Regions from separate parts of the Homo sapiens genome. Here region 1 is linked to region 2. A link is a loop called in an ENCODE intact Hi-C map of the cell type or tissue named here. Cell type or tissue: Caco-2. All regions are shown on one strand. Links, peaks and the distances in the headings refer to the core of each region. The heading gives the core; the rest is flanking DNA.

Region 1 (2,914 bases), core at 132-2,631, 450 kb before region 2:
TAGATCTTCTGGATAACTTGCAGCAGTTTCTATATCAACACTTGCTGCCTCTTTTTGCACCTTTATGATATTAAGACAGCTTATTTCCTTAACCTCATGAACCAACCTCTGCTGGCTTCTAACTTTTCTTCTGCAGCTTCCTCACCTCTCTCAGACTTCACAGAATTGAAGAGAGCTAGGGGCTTGTTCTGTATTTGCCTTTGGCTTAAGGGAACATTATGGCTTTTTTGATTTTCTATATAGACCACTCAAACTTTCTTCATATCAGCAATAGGGCTGTTTTGCTTTCTTATCATTCATGTGTTCACTGGAGTTGTGCTTTTAATTTCCTTCAAGAACTTTTCCTTTGCATTCACAACTTGGCTCTTTGGCCCAAGAGGCCTAGCTTTTGGTTTATTGTGGCTTTCAACATGCCTTCCTTACTAAGCTTAATCGTTCTATCTTTTGATTTAAAGTGAAAGACATGTTACTCTTCCTTTCACTTGAACACCTAGAGGCAATTGTGGTGTTATTAATTGGCCTAATGTCAGTACTGTTGTTTTTAGGGAATAGGGAGGACTGAGGCGAGGGGAGAGAGAAAGGGGGGTGGCCAGTGGGCAGAGTGGTCGCAACACACACGTTTATTGATTGAGTTCACCATCTTATATAAGTACAGTTTGTGGTGTCCCAAACCAATTATAGTAATAACATCAAAGATCACTGATCACAGATCACCATAACAGATGTACTAATAATTAAAAAGTTTGAAACATTGTGAGAATTACCAAAATGTTACACAGAGGCACAAAGTGAGCACACGATGTTGAAAAATGGCACCGATAGACTTGTTTGGTGCGGTTGCCACAAATCTTCAATCTGTAAAAAACACAATGTCCGTAAAACGCAATAAAGCAGAGAGCAATAAAATGAGGTTTGCCCATCATTCACCTTATTTGATTTATCCTATGGTACAAGCAGACAGGTTTGATTACAGAAGCAGTTCAGAAAGTTTGTGTAATTTGTTCAAGATTCCGACCGCTGATACATGGGACAGCCAAGACCAGAATTCAATTCTTCTAACTCCCAAGTGCAGTACTGTGTTGCTTTGGAGTCTGAAACCCTATAAGGTTCACACTTTTCTCAGCCCAGTCTGGCCCTCCCCTGGAATGCCTGTCTGGGGTCTTCCAGCCTCACCTAGGGATCCTGTGGAATGGTCAGTGGAGTACAGGGAAAGGAGTCTAATGTTGTGTTATTATCCTGGCTCTGCAGTCCCAAATTGCTCAGGAAACTTTTTATGGGTTTTAGTTTTGTCATCTGCAAAATGAAGCAGGTATTATGCACCCACTCCATCCTACAGGGGGCATTGAAGGCTCCAGGGCAGGAGTGTGCAAATCCTTCGAGGAGGTCCCTGTGCTGTTCCTGTAGGTGAGAGAGGCTTCCCATTTTCTGTTATTTCAACTCATCTGCCCTTAACAGTGGATGCTGTCCTCAGCCCCAAGCCAGAGGGAGGAGGCTGTGCCAGTCTGTGGGATCTGGGCTACTGCTCACTTGGGAGCCCTTTTGGCCAGCCTGTTTTCGTTGACTGTCCCAGGCAGCCTGCCTAGGGGCCTGTTTTGCTGGAAGAATGAGCAGTAGGGGGAAGAGCAGCTCCACAGGTGAGCAACAGAGACAGCTAGCTCAGAGCCTTTAAAATGAAAGTGTTCTCTTGAGAGTGTGCAAAGATCTGATTTGTGATAGATCAAAGTCAGGAAATGCATCACTCCTCCAGAATCAAAGGCTCCTTGCTCTCAGGAACAGACAGCAAAGATTCCTCTTGCAAGAAGAGCTAAGCATAACAATAGAGAGTGGCTGCCACCCTCCCCCAGGCCAGGATAGGGGCCTGGCTGTGTTGACAAACATCTGCACCTGGGCTGCACCTGCCAGGCAAGGACTGACCTGGAAGCTGCAAAGTGCACCTGCTCTTCTGATTTCCTGTTGTTCATCGGTGGTGGGGACAGGTTCCACTGAACCTTGAATATCCCTCCTTTCTCCATTTGGGGATTGGCTGAGGATGTGGCAGGGCTGGTCAGCCTCCAGTTCCAGCACTTCTACTCATTTCCTCTGTGACCTTGGGAAAGACCCTAGCTCAATTAGGTTTCCTCAACAGTCTTGTGGCTTCAGATCTTCTGTTTTATTCCCTCTCAGGGGTTTGGTGAGGGGTTCCATCCTGAGCTTCAGTCAGGACAATGGGTGGGGGATTTGCTCTGTGATCAGGAAGGAGCCATTCATGTGGCTTTGACCAGAAAGCACAGAAAAGAAGGGAGAACACCCAAGCCTTCCACAGCACTCGGTTCCAACCAGACTTTTTTATTCATCAGTGAAGTTTTATTCATCCATCCATTGATGGACACCTAGGTTATTGTAGTATACATACACAATGGAATAGTATTCAGCCTTAAAAACAGGAAATTTTGTTATTTGCAATAACATGGATTAACCCAGAGGCCACTATATTAAGTGAACTAAGCCAGGCACAAAGAGACAAATACCACATGATCTCACATATATGTGGAAATTTAAAAAGTCAAACTCTTAGAAGTAGAGAGCAGAATGGTGTTTACCAGGGGCTGGGGTGGGGAGGTGGAGGGGAACGGGGAGATGTTGGTCAGTGGGTATAAAGTTTCAGTTACACAGGAGGAGTTTTGGTGATTTATTTCACAGTATGTTGGCTACAGGTAAGAACAATGCATTGAATATTTCAAACAAGCTACAAAATAGGATTTAAAACCTTCCCATCACAAAGAAATGATACGAGGCGGGCATATCACTTGAGATCAGGAGTTCAAGACCAGCCTGGCCAACATGGCGAAATGCCATCTCTACTAAAAATACAAAAGTTAGCTGGGCATGGTGGCGCATGCCTGTAATCCCAGCTACTCGGAAGACTAAGGCAGAA
Region 2 (2,914 bases), core at 244-2,743:
TAAGATTGTTAACTAAAAGGATTAAAAATATGGGAAGCAGAGTGTGGAATGATGGACAATGGAGACTCAGTGGGGTAGGGGAGGGTGAATGATGGGAGGTTGCCTGGTGGGTACAGTGTGCATTGCTCCAGTGATGGATGCACTGAAGGCCCTGACTTCACCAAAATGCAATGTGTCAATGTACCAAAATTATGATACAGCAAGTGCTTTAGGAATTAAGAGGTGTGAAATAACATCAGGCTGGAGTAAGATGTGAAGACTCTAGGGAAGAAGTAGAGTTTGAACCATCAGCTGAAGTTAAGTGAGATCAAAGTCAGTTCCAGGAGATAGTGGGGAAAGCTGGCTGAAGGAAAGACTTGAAGGAAGGAATGTCCTTGGCACAGTCTCGGGGACCATAATGGATGAATGAGGCTGATGTGAGAGACGTGTTCATGAGAAAGATGGGAAGTAGGTTGGAGAGGTAGGTGACGTCCTATTTTGTCAATGGACAGTTTCAGCACCCACCCTGCAAGCCCCAAACTGGGCCTTGGTGAGGGAGTTGTTGGCAAAGTCCCTACAAGGCCCAGACCCCAAGCCTACATGAAGGCGCCAGTTCAGACCTCAAATGTCAGCCTGTGGAGTTGAGTCCGTAACCAGCCTGAGAGACTTGCCACGGAGCACACTTGGCGCCTCCTCCATACTTCTAGCTGCACACAGACTTGCTCAACAATGGAGTGACTGATGCAGGTTTGACCTTGAAGTACAGAATCAATAAAGGAACTAGAAGAATAAAAGTTGAAATTGGAAGAAGATACATGGGAGGATGACTTAGAAAACAATGCATGGACTACTCAGGAGGCCGAGGCATGAGAATCACTTGAACCAAGGAGGCAGAAGTTGCAGTGAGCTAAGATCGTGCCACTGCACTCCAGCCTGGGCAACAGAGCGAGACCCCGTCAAGAAGAAGAATGCATGGGGTATCCCTGCCACAGGAGCCCTTAGGAATCTGAGAACTATTAATAAATATGATGTTATTGTATTTGCACCCTGAGTTTGGCTTCCTGAAGAATCCATTATAGTGGCACATAAAACCCATAAACTAATGAGGAGGCTTCCTCCATAGAACTGAAGGCATTTGTAGCTATATTGACACTTAATTCACTGAAGACATTTGTCTCACACTTTATTATATTGAGAACTTAACCCAGTTTTGCAAAATAGATAACCATCACAGGAGCTGGTCTTAATTACCTCTTGCCCTTTGTGTGCCTTATGTAGACCTTCTCTTTGAAATAATGTGTGTATTTTTCAGTCTTCTCTTTTCCTTCTTAAGGTTTTTCTCAAGAGCCTAGCAAGATTCCTTAAAAAAAAAAAAAAAAAAAGCTGAAAGCAAATCTATCTGTTAGTTGCCTTTGGCCTTAAAAATCTTCCCAACAAAGCTATAGTTGCCTGACAAACTTTGATATCTATAAATAATGCTGACAAAGGAAAAAAATCAAATTAAAGTGTTAGTTCAAGAATTCCATCCCGTGAACACGTTAGAGTGTCCTACTTGTCCTCAGGCTACCATCCTGCTTGAGCTGTTAGCACTTTTCCTGAGGCAGACAACTTCCTTAACTCACACCTGAAACAAACAAACAAAAAGCTGATGTCAGCCCGGGCGGTCCTTTCCCCTCCTGGCTCTTTCCCTTTGCTAGAGAACTGAAATCAGATGAGTTGCTGACATCTGGTGGTAACTAAGCGGAGTGTAATCTCGGTCTTGGAAGGACTTTTGTCTCTGATTCCAATACACTCCCCCAGCCTCTGATTCCTGGAGGCCTCCCCTTGAGCTTACAAAATTGTTTTATCCAAAGGGAAAGCAAAAGAGCAAACTAAGAAACAACAGAAACAATTTCCCACGGTTCTGAGAAGATGAGTGTTGGCCACCAGAATGAAAAGTCAGCCTTCTCTAGAGACAACCAACACTTCTTGGATTTAGACAAAGATTAGACTTGATCCCAACAGACTTGATGAGTCATGAGAATAAATAACACAGGGAAGTCTCTTTTGGTTAAAGGTAACATTTTTCTTGCAGCTGGGAATAATTCTGCTGTACTCATTTTCTCTTGGCCATTCAAATATTTTAAAAAGCTCCCCATTTTTTGGGGGCCACAGAGTAGACAGTGGTTTCTGAAGCATTCTGCATTGTTCTACTCTTCTACCTCTCAGCATGTTGCGTGAAACCTCAAATCCTTGCTCACAAAAGTTCTTAAACTTCATCTTCAGAGAAAAATGTAGAACCTTCACTCTGGATAGGACAAAGGCATCCACTAATGAGACGTGCAGGGCCTAAAGGTATGTTAGGTGATTCCCAGTACTAGTGTCTGGGAGTATCAGAGAAGGAGGTGTCCTAAACGTTGCAAGCAGAAAGAAAATCAGTCACTATTCTAAAATGCTATTTGATTTCTTCGTAGCATGTATCACTAAAAACAAAATGTATTTTGTTCATGTGTTTGTTTTCTTGGTTTTCACCTGTATCCTCCTGGTTTTGCCTTCCTTACTCAACACACCTCTCCTCTTGAAAACTAGAAAATAAACTTGAGAACAGAAACCTTGGTGGTCTTGTCCACCGTTATATCCCAGTACCTAAAATACATGACATGCTAAACTTCTCAAATACTTATTTTACAAAAGAATGACAATACACTCCCATAGTTCCAGGGAGTCCCTACTTTACCATCCCTCACTCCAGAAAGCCCGCAAAAGCATCCCATCCAGGGAAGCTCTCTAATGACTCTTTTTCCCATTCATCGACAGCAGAGAGCAAAAAGCCAATATCCAGGGCCCAGCCTAGCGACCTCCTAAGATTCCTGGAGGTTGACGGGTGTTAGCACAGATGAAGGCTGCCTTCACCAGAAGGCCTTCCAAATGCTTCAGGGCATTGGAGACAGAAATC

Evidence for each region. A loop is a pair of places that touch in the nucleus more often than their neighbours do. Peaks named below come from ENCODE experiments on the same cell type or tissue, not always from the same donor. Only the 100,000 strongest peaks of a DNase experiment are listed, where the experiment ranks them.
Region 1: it touches region 2 in a loop (4-fold over the local background); 7 of 110 quality-filtered maps call a loop at or near these places.

The regions. Positions count from the first base shown.
Region 1 is chr1:213,668,780-213,671,693 of GRCh38, forward strand. It overlaps a transcript of RPS6KC1 not described here. Among named protein-coding and RNA genes, the nearest start is that of LINC00538, 250 kb to the right of the region's middle. RefSeq lists an enhancer at 1,565-2,094. In Caco-2, for the core only: a CTCF peak has its summit at 1,402; a DNase peak (open chromatin) is centred at 1,872.
Region 2 is chr1:214,121,653-214,124,566 of GRCh38, forward strand. No RefSeq gene overlaps it. Among named protein-coding and RNA genes, the nearest start is that of LINC02775, 11 kb to the left of the region's middle. RefSeq lists a silencer at 1,683-1,772. In Caco-2, for the core only: CTCF peaks have their summits at 1,720 (motif pointing left) and 1,939; a DNase peak (open chromatin) is centred at 1,659.